4 separate regions of the Homo sapiens genome follow, and all the other regions are linked to region 1. The links are chromatin contacts, found by Hi-C or POLR2A ChIA-PET in ENCODE. All regions are on one chromosome and are shown on one strand. Each heading gives the region's core, a stretch centred on a gene start or an enhancer-like site at or near the end of the contact. The rest is flanking DNA. Distances are from core to core; before and after follow the strand shown.

Region 1 (3,508 bases), core at 490-2,989:
CCGCCTACCTGAGTCTTTCATACGCCTCCCACTTCAGCTCCCGTGAACTCCAGCCACACTGGCAACCTTTCTCTGCCTCCACAGTCAAGGCTCTTTCCCACCTCAGAGTGTTTGTACTTGCTCTTCCCTCACCCTAGAAAGCCCTTTCACAGCTCTTTGCATGACTGGTTCACTCTTCACCTCTCAGATCTCAGCTCAAACGTGACGAGCTCCTGCAGTGACTCTTTACCACAATGTTTATTTATTTACTTTTTACTATCTCTTCTGAGAGCAAGTGCCTTATATGTCTTGCTCACTATATCCCAGAATTTAGTATGGTGTTTTGTGTATAACAGGTGCTCCAATGAATTTGTATCAGTTGAATGGGTGAATAAAAAATTCTCAGTTAACAGGGGGAGATAGGATGGGGGCAGGGATAGGATGGGAGAAGGGTAGGATCTTCAGGCCTATGTTTGATGGTGGTGATCTGAAACATTACTGCCTCATTCTTCTCCCAGTAGGGCCATCCTTTCCCTCTCTCCTATTGTCTCTAGTCCCTTTACCTATTTTTCTGAGCCCAAGGTAACATCAGCAGCTGGTACAAAGTTCAGGCATAGAAATGAAGCAGGTTCCAAGGTTCTATAGGAGAAGAAAAGTACCTTTTTCTCTGCTCACCCTAGGTTAATGGCTGAGACTCCTATACGAAGAAAAAAGCAACACATTTATTTAATATGAGTTTTACTAAAGCTGAGTATAAGTTTTATTAAATCTGAGTGTATTTTATGGTAGGTTTGAGGAAGAGTGAATAATGGGGAGGAAATGTGATAGGATGAAGGAATGGCATGATCGAATGGTAATAAACTGGCACAAGGTGTCATATTTTGGGGGGGGGGGTAGCATGTCCCAAACCCCGTCAGTTCTCTGATATAAAGGAATTGGCAAGTCCTCTGTGACCTTAAAATATCTATTCCATCTACTTGCCACTTATCTGAAGTCCTTCCATTAGGTTGACCAGTTATGCCTTTGAGCTAAGACACTGCCTCCTGGGGCCTCTTTTTCGAAGTGGAAAGAGCTCTGGGCAGGGTTTGACAAGAAAAGCTGTCACAAGCTCCCAACCATGAACCCACAGAGCATGCCTGCAAGCTGCTTTGTCCCGGGGACTCCATGATATTGCTTGGGACTGAACCATAACCACGTGGCTCTCCTTTACCAGATATAGAAAGACCCAAGAGCCCACCATTCCTCCCCTAATGATAAGAAAAAACCCAATAAGTTACAACATCGTTGTATAAAAAAACCAAAATGTTTGAACTGTAGGGTAAAAATAATAACCCTCAACAGGTTCTTATTGAAACTGACCCCTGTTACAAAAGACAAATTCAGAAGAGAAAAACAAACAGAAGTTTATTAACATGTATATTTCATATATACATGTCTTTGTAAATCTACATCCTGCTTTTAGGAAAAAAGAGGAAAGGCAGAGAGTGTGCCTGCGTCCATTTCCTGTTAATGGCCTTCAGCTCAACATTCCTTCATATTTTTGGGAGGCATATGCTGATATCCCACAGAAGTAAATGGTAAACAGAACCCAGCTGGGGCTATGACAGAGCCCAGAGCCAACTCAGCTACATTGATCAAACTGACTGGGCTCCTACACAAGTGGCCCCAGCTGAAGCTGTCAACCAACTTTAAGCGTTTCGCCCCAGTGAACTTGTTGTGGAAGTCTTCTCTTTCACAGTGTGAGAATGACAGGGCTGGATCAGACAATAGCCCCGAGCATGACTAACCTGCCCTGGGTGTGTTTTCGGTCATGCAAATATGAACATTGACATTGACATAAGCAGTTCTGCCCGGGCCAGGACTGTTCTTCCTCTGTGTCTCAAATTCCTTTGGAGGGTTTCCAGCAGGAAAATCACTGGACCCTGAATTGACACTACTCTTAACCAGCACATTCTGTGCTGGCATTTTAGATCTAACTATCAGTGTTTGTAGATGACACTTTGAAAGTCATTCTCTTTGAGAGGCAACACTTTCCCCCGTCTTTCCTCCTCTTAGACTTTTCATTTCTCCTTTGCCTTCCTTTAACCCTCTACAACACACACACATACCCTCTGCCTGGGTTCCAAAGCTAGCCTCACTGACCCGAGGCATGGGTCTTGAGCCAGGCAGTCAGTTCTCATCCACGTTGACCTGCACGATTCTGCCAGCCCACTCTCTAGGGGGCTGGGGGGTTCCACCAGTGTCTCCAGCAGTTATGGCTGAAGTCTTATGCGAACCCACACTTGTACAAGTTACCCACAATGTTGAAATACTTTTAGACTTTGTAATTCAAATTTAGGCCTTTAAATGTGTCAAGCCTACTTTTCACTTATGATCAAAAATTTTGCTTTTGTGTTTTCTTGCTTTACCAGGCAGTCACTAAAAGGAATGAAGCCTTCCATTTTTGGAGATCAAGTTTTGTAGGAGCTTATTTTTATTGTAGTTCATGGATTTTTTTTTTTTTTTTTTTTTTTCTTTTTACAGTCTTGATTTCATCCAGGCTCAAGCAGCATGACCGGAGCAATTCATTGATAACCAACAAGAGAATTAATTGTAAGGAAAAAATGTAAAGTCATAAAAGAAGGTCAAGGGTTGGTCCTTCTAACACAGCCATTTTACAGGCAAAGAAAGCCAAGTTTAAAGATTGTTCAAGCAACATGACCAAGGCATACCGCTGTATAGGACTAGCAGAGATGGCCCAGGAATCATGGCCTGCCATCTCCAACCCCACGTTATTTCTGTTTTGTGGGATGACAGGAGTGCTTTGGCCAGGAGAGCCATGGGTAAAGACCACACAACTAGCATTGTCACTTGGGATTATGTTCAGTTGTCACATAACAGAAAACAAATGCATCACAGTATCTTAAACAAATTGGGGATATGTATTTTTTTCCATGAAAAAAGAATCAAAAGGTAAATAGTTCAGGACTGTCCTGGAGGCTCCACACCATGATGGAATAATTCAGGTTCCTTCCAGCTTCCCTGCTCACCTTCATTAGGAAGTATCCATAGTCTTCCTGTTGTCAGGATGTATTTCCAGTTGTCACATCCATGTTCCAGGCGGAACAAAAAGGATGAGCTAAGGGAAGCAAGCTCTCATTGCCACTGAGTTACTCCCTTTTAAAGAACTTTCCAAATTCCGCGCTCTATGCCTTCTGTTTACTTCTCACTGGCTAGGCCTGTGCCATATGGTTATTTCTAGCTTCAGAGGAGGTGGATATGTGAGCACTCTGGATAAAAGTAGGGTCTATGAGTAGGGAAGAGGGAAAAAATATTCTATAGGCAATAGTAGTCTCCCCAAACTGGGGAAGACTGGCCCTAAGAGCCACTAGGAATAAATCTATTCTATCGAATGAGAGGAAACAGGGAGGAGAGGAGCCAAATGCAGTGGAAAATCCTTAGGTTTAATTCTACTTAATTGCTTGGCAGCCTTTGAAACAGTTGATCCCTCCCTCTTTCTTTTTTTTTTTTTTGAGATGGAGTCTCACTC
Region 2 (3,508 bases), core at 598-3,097, 120 kb after region 1:
GTAAAAATTCTCAACAAAATACTAGCAAACTGAATTCAGCAGCATATTAAAAGATTATATACATCATGACCAAGTGGGATTTATCCTGGAATGCAAGGATAGTTGTACATATGGAAATCAATCAAGGCAATACACCTCATTAACAGAATTAAGGAGGAAAAAAAAACCCTACATGGTCCTCTCAATTGATGCAGAAAAAGTATCTGACAAAATTCAATATGCTTTCATGATATAAACACTCACGAGAAACCCACAGTGAACATCAGACACATGGTAAAGGACTAAAAGCTTTTCCTTTAAGATCAAATGGTAAAGGACTCAAAGCTTTTCCTCTAAGATCTACAACAAGGCAAGAATTCCTGATTTCATCACTTCTATTCAACATAGTACTGGAAGTTCTACCCAGAGCAATTAGGAAAGAAAAAGAAACAAAAGACAACCAAACTGGAAAGAAAAAGTAAAATTATCTTCTTACAAATGATATGATCTTATATGCAGGGAACCCTAAAGATTCCAAAAAAAAAAAAAAACCTGTTAGAACTAATAAATTAATTTAGCAAAGAAGCAAATACAAAGTCAACACAAAAATGAGTTACATTTTTACGCACTAACTAGAACACTTCTTGAAGTAATAATTCCATTTACAACAGCAAAAAAAAGAAACCTTAGGAATTAACCAAGACAGTGAAAGATCTGTACGACAAAAACTACAAAACACTGCTTTAAGAAATTAAAGAATACATAAATAATTAGAAAGACATTACATGTTCATCAATTAGAAAACTTAATATTGTTAAGATGTCAATACTATCCAAAGTGACCTACAGATTCAATGCAGTTCCTACTGAAATCCCAACAATGCTTTCTGCAGAAAGAGAAAAATCCATTCTAAAATTCATATGGAATATTAAGGGACCCTGAATAGCCAAAACAGTTTTGAAAAAGAGGTACAAAGCTAGAAAACTCATACTTACTGATTTCAAGACTTACTACAAAGCTACGTTAATAAAAATAGTGCAGTACTGGCATGAAAACAGACATACAGAACAATGAAATAAAGAATTCAGAGGAAAAAAAGCATCTCACTTTATGGTCAAAGGATTTTTGGGAAGGGAGCCAAGACCATTCAATGGGAAAAGGACAGGTTTTTAACAAATGTTGCTGGGAAAACTGGATATCCACATGCAAAAGAATGAAGTTGGACTTTTACATAACACAATATATGAAAACTAACTCAAAATGGGAAAATAATGGCAGACAGGGCGCATAACTAACTTGGAGCTCCCACTCAGACACACCGAGTAGTGTGTGGAGACTCACACCGTGAACTTTTACTCGAAGAACTACTACCACGGGAACGTACCAGGAAAGCCGAGAGAATCCATAGACCTTTCAAAGGAAGCAGTTTACAGCTGCTGGTCCCCTGAGACAGCCAAAAAACTCTGAGTGCCCAATGTGTGAAAGGGAATGTCTGCCTCTGAACACACATCCTCACTGGGGATCCCAAAGGGCCAATTCACGAGAGAAGGATGTGACCTCACCTGGAGCTGAGATTAATTTAGAGAGCTGTGAGAAATATAGGGATAAAGGAAGAAGCAGAAGAGCCCTGTGGGCACTCTCTGTCACCAGGGAAGCCATTCCTGACTTTGTCTCACAGAGGCCCTTGGGGAGAGCTGCCAGTGGAATTGGGGAAAGACCCCAAGGAGAAGGAAACTTCCAGCTGAACTGTGTAACAGTTTCAAACAAACATGAAGTTTCCTGGACAGAATCGGGGGAGGAGGCAAACAGGCAGTGCAGAAAGCAGCAAAGAAACCACGGCAGGTAGGGAAGCGTGAAACCTGAAAGCCCTGCTTACTTCCTCGGGGGAGGGGGAGGGCATATAGCCTGGGGCAGCTTCTCAATACTGCTCAGCAGCTGCCTGGAAATTAACTCAGTGCTGCTGGAAGAGGCACCTTGGGAGTGGCACTGGCCTTTCGGGCTTTGTGGGAGCTGGGTGAGGCCTGTTACTGCCGGCTTTCCCCCGCTTCCCTGGTCACCAGTATGATCAAAAGGCAGCAGTAACTTCTGCAGACTTAAACATCCAGGTCTGACAGCTTTCATGAGAGCAGTGGTTTTCCCAGCACAGAGTTTGAGATCTGAGAACAGACAGACTGCCTCCTCAAGTGGGGCCCTGACCTCCCAGTAGCCTAACTGGGAGACACCTCCCAGTAGGGGCCGACTGGCACCTCATACAGCTGGGTGCCCCTCTGAGACGAAGCTTCCAGAGGAAAGATCGGGTAGCAACATCTCTGTTCTGCAACATTCGCTGTTCTGCAGCCTCCGCTGGTGATAACCAGGCTAACACGGTCTGGAGTGGACCTCCAGCAAACTCCAACAGACCTGCGGCTGAGGGTCCTGACTGTTAGAAGGAAAACCAACAAACAGAAAGGACATCCACACCAAAATCCCATTTTGTACGTCACCATCATCAAAGACCAAAGGTAGATAAAACCACAAAGATGGGGAGAAACCAGAGCAGAAAAGCTGAAAAATCTAAAAATCAGAGCGCCTCTTCTCCTCCAAAGGAACGCAGCTCCTCGCCAGCAACAGAACAAAGCTGGACGGAGAATGACTTTGACGAGTTGAGAGAAGAAGGCTTCAGACAATCGGTAATAACAAATTCTCCGAGCTAAAGGAGGATGCTCGAACCCATCGCAAAGAAGCTAAAAACCTTGAAAAAAGATTAGATGAATGGCTGCCTAGAATAAACAGCGTAGGGAAGTCCTTAAATGACTTGATGGAGCTGAAAACCATGGCACAAGAACTACGTGATGCATGCACAAGCTTCAGTAGCCGAATTGATCAGGTGGAAGAAAGAGTATCAGTGATTGAAGATCAAATGAATGAAATGAAGAGAGAAGAGAAGTTTAGAGAAAGAAGAGTAAAAAGAAACGAACAAAGCCTCCAAGAAATATGGGACCATGTGAAAAGACCAAATCTACGTCTTATTGGTGTACCTGAAAGTGACAGGGAGAATGGAACCAAGCTGGAAAACACTCTTCAGGATATAATCCAGGAGAACCCCCCCAATCTAGCGAGGCAGGCCAACATTCAAATTCTGGTAATACAGAGAATGCCACAAAGATACTCTTCGAGAAGAGCAACCCCAAGACACATAATTGTCAGACTGAAAGGTCAGGTTACTCACAAAGGGAAGCCAATCAGACTAACAGCAGATCTCTCTGCAGAAACTCTACAAGCCAGAAGAGAGTGAAAGCCAATATACAACATTCTTAAAGAAAAGAATTTCTAACCCAGAATTTCATATCCAGCCAAACTAAGCTTCATAAGTGAAGGAGAAATAAAATCCTTTACACACAAGCAAATGCTGAGAGATTTTGTCACCACCAGGCCTGCCTTACAAGAGCTCCTGAAGGCAGCACTAAACATGGAAAGGAACAACCCGTACCAGCCACTGCAAAAACATGACAAATTGTAAAGACCATCGCTGCTAGGAAGAAACTGCATC
Region 3 (3,508 bases), core at 316-2,815, 100 kb before region 1:
ATTCCTTGGAACATCCTTAAGAGGCTGATTCTTTCACAGTGAATTTAATTTGCTTTTATTGTCCCCAAAGTAGAAAAAGCATGAAATCACTTTTGGAACAAGTATATCTTGCTTCCACCTTCTTCTCAAAGAGTGGCAGCAACTTAGCTGGCACAAAGGGAGAGAGTATGATTAAAGCCTCATTAGTGTGTGGGGGAGTAAGGGGGAGGAAAATAATCTAATGGGCTGATTATTTCCTCAAATATTATATTGATATTTTTAGAAAACTCATAAGGTATAATGGGTTGTTTCCTTGTCACTGCTCCACCTTGAAACCTTGCCACTTATTAGCTGTGTGACCTCAGCAAGTCGTTTAGTCTCCCTGAGGCTTAGCATTCTTATCTGTGATTTGGGATAATAATGCCTACTTCACAGGTTTATTATGATAAATTAATAGACTAATGTATGTAAAACATCTTTATGAATCCTAACAAATTCAAATATAATTAGTGGTAGTAGCCATTTTATGCATCACGCTGCCAAATCACACACATTGTAGGATGGATAAGAAGAGAGATTAAGAACTGGTATAGGTAGGAGATCTGGAATGAAGTCAATTAACACATTGGAGTAAACCGCAAAACCAAGGATTAGCAACGGAGGGAAAATGGGACGGGAAGACTTAGAGGGCTGGATTCTTGTGCAGGTCGTGTGGGACCTGTGTAATACAGGATGAATCTTATAATCCAGGATGTTCTTCTCCTTGAGAGGGTGTGACTGGCGATGTAGGGAAAGGACTTTTACAGTTTCACAGCCAAACAGCCGAGGTCTTTGCATTAAATGACAGCTGGAAGAAAGTCTATGGAAAAGTTAGCGTCTTGCATCTAGTCCCAGTCCACATCAAAATGGGAGATGGGTTCTGGAGTCATACCTGGGTTTGAATTGCTTCAGACTGCCTGGTTTTTGGCAAGTCATGTATCCTGCTGTAGCTCAGTTTCCTTATCTGTAAAATGGAATAAGTTGATGTTGATAAGATCAGGTAAGATAATGAATGAAAACTTCCTGCTGCATAATAAACTTAATAAGTATTATTTTTATTTATTATTTATTATAATAGTTTTAATATTAACCAAAGTGAAGATTTACTAATGAGAAAATGAATGAATGTGTTTGCTCTCCTCTTTCTTCTTTCATTTAAAAAGGGAAAGCTTCAATGTGTGAGTTTTAGAACCATCATAAGATGATGTGTATTTTTAAAGGAGTTAAAATTATCCACTCTGCAAGGTTATGGTCTAGGTGGTCTTCACTGAATCATTTGTTAAGTTCATATGCACAAATACTGCAGACAGTCCTGAATTTGGCCGTTTCCTGTGAAAATGAAAGTAGTATCTCCCATCTAGAATCCCTTTGGCGGGCCAAGAGGAAGTGGTATGCCATCTAAACAGTCCGTTATTCTTCTTTTGAGAGAGTGGGTGCAGGGGTTAGGGGTAAGGCTAAGACTGTCATCTTAGGAAAGTGATAGATGTTGTTACCAATGGCGACTCTAGAATTTGCTCGCACGTCTGTTCATTATCTCCTAATACAAGGGCTCCCTCTGCAGGCTCCAACAACCCTCAGCTGTTGCGTGGGAAGCTATGTCCAGCTATGCGACAACCTGTTGTAATTCCTTTATTTGTGAATATTGCTGTATCCACTGACAATAAACTGTGTATCTGAAAATATCACAGGTCAACGCACTTCTTAGGTACCTACGGTGCTGCCTTATGACAAAACCAGTGCCGTCAAATGGCCAAGCAAGACCTGTCCGCAATTCTCTTGCTCACATTTACCAGGTGTGGTGGCCTAACATGGACACACGGCCCATGGAACCACAAAAGATCATTTTCAAAGACCCCACCATAGTGGAGAGACACTACTTCTGTGGATTCTCAGATCATTAAATGCCTAATGTTCCCATCTATCAAAGTATGGTACATATACACTGAGGAACAACTCTCATGCCGTGTTACAGACCAATTCTAATATCTGCAGAACGTTAAGACTTGATTTAAAGTCTATTAGATTCACAAAAGCATTGCTATAAGTCATTATTTTCCCGTAGTTTGAAAGATACAAAAGATTATTTAGATATGTGAAACATAGCTATATGTCAACAATTATATGGATAAGGATGGACAGTTTGTTTTAGGTGAACACTGAAGGACCACAGATGACATGGAACACATCTTAAATTCATTGGCTGAGGCTGCGGGACAGAGAGAACAGTAAGGTATCTACAGGGTCAGCTGTCCTACTGCAGTTGGCCTTCAGATACTCCCAAAGGTTGAGGGTTAGGGGGACGTGAATAAGGGAGACTGTGAAGGAGAGAATGAATAGCAACACTGAGCATTGACAAGGCTGGCCTGAGGTAAACTATGGACCTATTTTAACTGCTTTTCCCGCTTGCTTTCCCATGTGTGGGTATTAGTGTAATTAATACTAGTTGAGGGGAGGTTTTAGCTAACATTCTCACACAAAAAAAATCATGAATTAAATACTACAGTGTCAAATTTTTTCTTAAAACATACTACTTTGTTAAAAAAAAATCTTGCCTTCTCTCCGTATCCCTATGTTAAAAAAAAAATTATGTAACATTTGGTACATCCCAAGAATACACACGACAGATGTAAATTCTAATGATGTTGAATCTACCTGTGTGCTCCTCCCCTTTGCCCAGTTTTAATATCTTTAAAATCATGAATTATTATTAAGGGGGTCTATTACAGCAACACTATCTCAGGTTCACTGGAGAGACTTTTGCTGGATATTGTTTATGGATTTTTAAAAATTGTATTAAAACAATTATGAAAATTAAGCATGCACAAAAGTGGAAAGACTAGTGAAATGAACTCTCATTTACATATCACACTTCCTTAACAATTATCAACACATAGTTGATCTTGTTTTAGCTATATTCTTCACTCCTCCCCTCACCACATTATCCTGAAGCAATCCTCAGACATCATCCATATAAAGCTTTAGCATTTGTCATTCAAATGTAAGAACTCTTTTTAAAAACTTGACTACAATACTATTATCAAACCTAAAACAAATGAACAATTCCTTAATATAGCAAATATCCAGCATTCACATTTCCAAGCTTGTCTTACCCATTTGCTGCAATTGGTTTGTTTGGATTGGGATCCAAATCATGCCCACACATTGCATTTGATTGAAATAGCTCTTAAATCTCTCTTAATCAAAGTAGACTCCTCCCTTGTTTTTAGCTCGCAGTTAGTGTATGTGTTATTTGTACTTGCGGATTTGCTGATGATATCCTCATGGTGTTGTGTAACGTGTTTCTCCCTCTTCCGTCTATTACTGTAAGCTGGTAGTAATAGCCGGCAGGAACTTGGGGACACTCAAAGCTGGTAGGTCAAGAGACGTGTTTACATCCAGGTTCAGTTTTTTCTAGGCCAGAATATTGATAGGTAGGGTGGTGTATTCTCTAATGTATCACAGCAGGAGGCACATGGTGTCTGGCTATATC
Region 4 (3,508 bases), core at 536-3,035, 67 kb after region 1:
TCAGTTATTAAGTGTTATGAATCTGAAATCATTAAAACAATGTACTGCACAAGAAATAGGCAGATAAGCAGACCAGAATACAGTTTATACACAAACCGATAATGAAATATCATGGGGTAATGGTGATTTAAAATAAATGTTGAAAGAAAGGATCGTCAAATAAAGTGTATTACAACAAACGGGTAGCCATTTTCCTACCTCACTCCATATAAGAAAATAAATTCTGGAGGGATCAAAAATATAAACACAAAAAATGAAACTATGAAAGTAAGAGGAAAACATAAGCATATTATAAATAAACCTTGGTGTGAGCAAGACACACAATTCAATAGCCCTAAGAAAAGATTAATTGGTTTGTGTGGGGAAAAAACAAGTACGAAATAATCATAACAGTTCTAATACATATAAATAAACCAATATTCAGAGAGTTTATAAAAATTTTTAAAAACCCTAGTAATTCAATATTAAAAACTGGCGAAGATGAAATGCAAATTACCAATGTATAAAAAAAACTCAAACCTTAAGTACAAATCAACAATTATCAGATATTAATGCAGTGATAAAACTAGTAAGTTCAATAATCAAAAACTTTGGTAAAAGGGGCAGGAAAATATACTCGCAAATGTTGAGTAGTAGTATAAGGTAGTACAGTACAGTTTAAGAAGGCAATTTGGCAGTATCTATGAATATTTAAATGCATACATTCTTTATCTCAGCAATTACTTGCTAGGAACTTATCCTATGGCTGTACCCACACAATCATTTCAAGGATGTTCAGTGCAGCAATAATTATAATAAAAGTATCCAACTCAATTATCAATAGAGGAATGGCTTAAAAATTGTGGCACATCCATACAGAGATCTAGTTAACTATTAAAAAGAATTATCTCTAAGTTATTAAACAGTAAGCAGAAAAGGCAAGGAGCAGAATGATGTGTTTAGTTTGGAAATGAGTACAGTTCTGTTATTTTCTGTTTATGGCTGGACAAAGGGACTGCTGGGTGGGGCTGTAGCAGATTATAGCTTTTCATTTTATATTCATTCTCTTTTACCAAGCACATACATTACCTTTGTATAAAAACTTAAAAATATTTTTAACAGGAAAGACATTATCCTCAAACCATGCAGTAATGCCCAACTTGAATATATTTATTCAAGATCTAAGGAAGGAAATTTCAGGGGTACTGGAGTTATTGAAAAATAAACCTAAAAACATGCCAATGAAAGAAAATGGCTGTGGGTCTCAGAAAAAAATGGTACACTGACTGCACCTGGGAAAAAACTGGAACTCTCGAAGAATTGAAGTTAACTGGGCTTTGGCAAATTTGTGAATATATCGACTCTTTCACATGAAGTTGTACCTGAGCCTTATTCTTTAAATCCAGTTCAAATGCCACAATTTCTTTGAAACTTCTCAGATCCCTAAACACTTAATATACAGTCCTCTTATAGTTCTTTGTAAATACCTCTATCATAGTCCTGAGGAGGCTATTTGTTCACTGGCATGTCAGCCCCCAACCCAAATGTGAGATCCTTCAGGCAAGCCTTAACCACAGGTTTCGCCCTCCTTTCTCTTCTATAGCTGACAAACCATGAGCCTGGTGAAAGTTTGTTGAATGGGTGATTTAATGACTGGAGGAAAAAAAAGAGCTGTTGCTTTTTTTGGATTTTAGGATAGAAAACTTGTAACTTGACATGTAAATTAATTATTAACTAACTCGACACAGTTTTCTCCTTACCAGTGTTAGGCACGACCCTACCTTTGTTTTGTCATCAGAGATCACTTGTTGCTTCAGTAACCAAGAGCACTGAGCTACACCAAGTGACAGTGCTTTGGAATGTCTAATGGTCACTGTAGAGAAAAGGAACCTGAGCTCTCCTCCCTAATAGCAAATACACACAATCTTCTGCCCACACTTGAGGTTTTGTTCTTTTTCTGGACTGTATTCTCCAACGTAAATGCGAGGTTTTTTGCCTGATGGTGTATGATACGTGGAGTTCAAATCAAGATTTTCTCAAGCAGAAAACCTGTTTAGGAGTCCCTCCATATCTATGAGAAAAGCATTTTGTTTAGAGGTCTCCATAAAAATGAAACAGAAGAAAGTAGGGGGCATATGGAGAACTTTTCTTCATAGTGAAAGGATGCTCACCATTTACTTCCTTTTAATTGATATATAATGTACATATTTATGGGGGAGAGAGTAATATTTTGATACATACAATGTATAGTAATCGTATAGTAACCTTTTTAAACTTTTTTGTTGTGGAGATGGAGTCTTGTTGCCCAGGGTGGACTTGAACTCCTGAGCTTCAGCCTTCTGGGTAGCTAGGACAACAGGCATGCAGCACTACACATGGCTTTGTTATTTAAAAAAAAAAATCCTATTATGTCCCAGGCACAATTGGAAACAAGACAGATTTGATCTCTGATAACAGTGCCTGGCAACTATTAGGATCGTTCCTAGAATCTATTTGCAAATGGTGGGAAAAGGCAGGGACCAAATATGTGAGTTCTATCTAGCAGTACAATGGGTCAAAGAAAAACAGAAAGAATGAATAAGATCTAGTATTTGATAGCACAATAGGGTGACTATAGTCAATAATTTAATTGTGTATTTAAAAATAACTAAAAGAGTATAATTGGATTGTTTGTAACACAAAGGATAAATATTTGAGGGGATGGATACTCCATTTTCTATGATGTGATTATTACTTGTTGCATGGCTGTATCAAAGTGTCTCATGAACCCTATAAATACGTACACCTACTATGTACCCACAAAAAATTTTGTTAAAGTACATAGCTCAGGTTGTTCAGGGAAGATAAGAAATTGCATTTAGTACAAAGACCACTAACCTGGGAGTCAGGAAAATTGAGTTCTGTTGCCACTTCTGGCATTATTTGTGTCATTTTTCTAAACTTTAACATCTCTAGATCTGTTTCTGAATCTTTCAAACGAGGCGTTAGAACATCTTTAAGCTCTAGAAATCAGTAGTCCTATATTTTTATGTGGGAAAGGGCTCAGTGTCTTCTATTTCCATGAATAAGAGAATAAGACTTAAGCCAGAACAGATCTAAGAAAGATATGAAAATAATCTGACACAAGGATTTGAGAATAAATAGTAACTTCCGAGTACTCTTCACCCTTGGAGTAGAAGGAGAGAAGGATGCTAAGACGGGTCCACATGAGGCTGCTGGTCCTTTGTATGGGTCAACTATTTACCACTCTTGAAGATGGATACCTCCTTCATCTACCCTCATTATGAACTAGTTCAGCAGTCTTTATACCCTTGATTGAAGAAAGTAATTTCTTATGGCAAGATAAAAGAATCCAAATCAGCTTTGAGATCTTTCCAGCTCATGTGTGTACCTGCTTACCTCTACTGCTGCTTAAGAATGTCTGTGGACATTCTTCACCACTGGTTGTAAAAACCCTAGGGAGCCAGGGCCAACAGCTTTTTTTTCCCACTTTACTTCTCTAAACTGTGACAGTATAAACATGATTTTT

What was found. Hi-C counts contacts between places; a loop is a spot of excess contacts on that map. ChIA-PET counts read pairs that join two places held with the same protein, here RNA polymerase II (POLR2A). Pooled maps may share reads with other maps.
Region 2: a pooled map shows a loop between it and region 1 (5-fold over the local background). The contact joins two enhancer-like sites. A Hi-C loop is called at or near these places in 7 of 37 single-sample maps with no recorded cell type and 5 of 50 pooled maps. POLR2A ChIA-PET finds 5 or more read pairs at or near these places in 1 of 52 experiments (OCI-LY7).
Region 3: a pooled map shows a loop between it and region 1 (4-fold over the local background). The contact joins two enhancer-like sites. A Hi-C loop is called at or near these places in 1 of 168 maps with a recorded cell type or tissue (Calu3), 1 of 37 single-sample maps with no recorded cell type and 4 of 50 pooled maps.
Region 4: a loop to region 1 is called in a map of B cell, with 2.5 times the contacts of the local background. The contact joins the promoter of LINC03016 here to the enhancer-like site in region 1. A Hi-C loop is called at or near these places in 1 of 168 maps with a recorded cell type or tissue (B cell), 32 of 37 single-sample maps with no recorded cell type and 5 of 50 pooled maps. POLR2A ChIA-PET finds 5 or more read pairs at or near these places in 2 of 52 experiments (B cell and activated CD4-positive, alpha-beta T cell).

The regions. Positions count from the first base shown.
Region 1 is chr7:7,320,150-7,323,657 of GRCh38, reverse strand. The region is part of intron 1 of LOC107986764 (a long non-coding RNA gene); the gene reads right to left. Among named protein-coding and RNA genes, the nearest start is that of LINC03016, 67 kb to the right of the region's middle. RefSeq lists enhancers at 1,865-1,914, 1,965-2,064. Within about 2 kb of position 1,739, at least 3 of the 41 ENCODE cell types and tissues checked have a DNase peak (open chromatin) inside an H3K27ac peak, as active enhancers do.
Region 2 is chr7:7,200,115-7,203,622 of GRCh38, reverse strand. The region is part of intron 1 of C1GALT1 (core 1 synthase, glycoprotein-N-acetylgalactosamine 3-beta-galactosyltransferase 1); the gene reads right to left. Among named protein-coding and RNA genes, the nearest start is that of C1GALT1, 19 kb to the right of the region's middle. RefSeq lists enhancers at 1,481-1,610, 1,761-2,279. Within about 2 kb of position 1,847, at least 14 of the 41 ENCODE cell types and tissues checked have a DNase peak (open chromatin) inside an H3K27ac peak, as active enhancers do.
Region 3 is chr7:7,422,653-7,426,160 of GRCh38, reverse strand. All of the region lies in intron 25 of COL28A1 (collagen type XXVIII alpha 1 chain), which reads left to right. Among named protein-coding and RNA genes, the nearest start is that of COL28A1, 110 kb to the left of the region's middle. Within about 2 kb of position 1,565, at least 5 of the 41 ENCODE cell types and tissues checked have a DNase peak (open chromatin) inside an H3K27ac peak, as active enhancers do.
Region 4 is chr7:7,253,431-7,256,938 of GRCh38, reverse strand. LINC03016 (long intergenic non-protein coding RNA 3016) reads right to left here and starts at 1,785. Exons shown (of 4, transcript NR_108073.1): 1 at 1,761-1,785.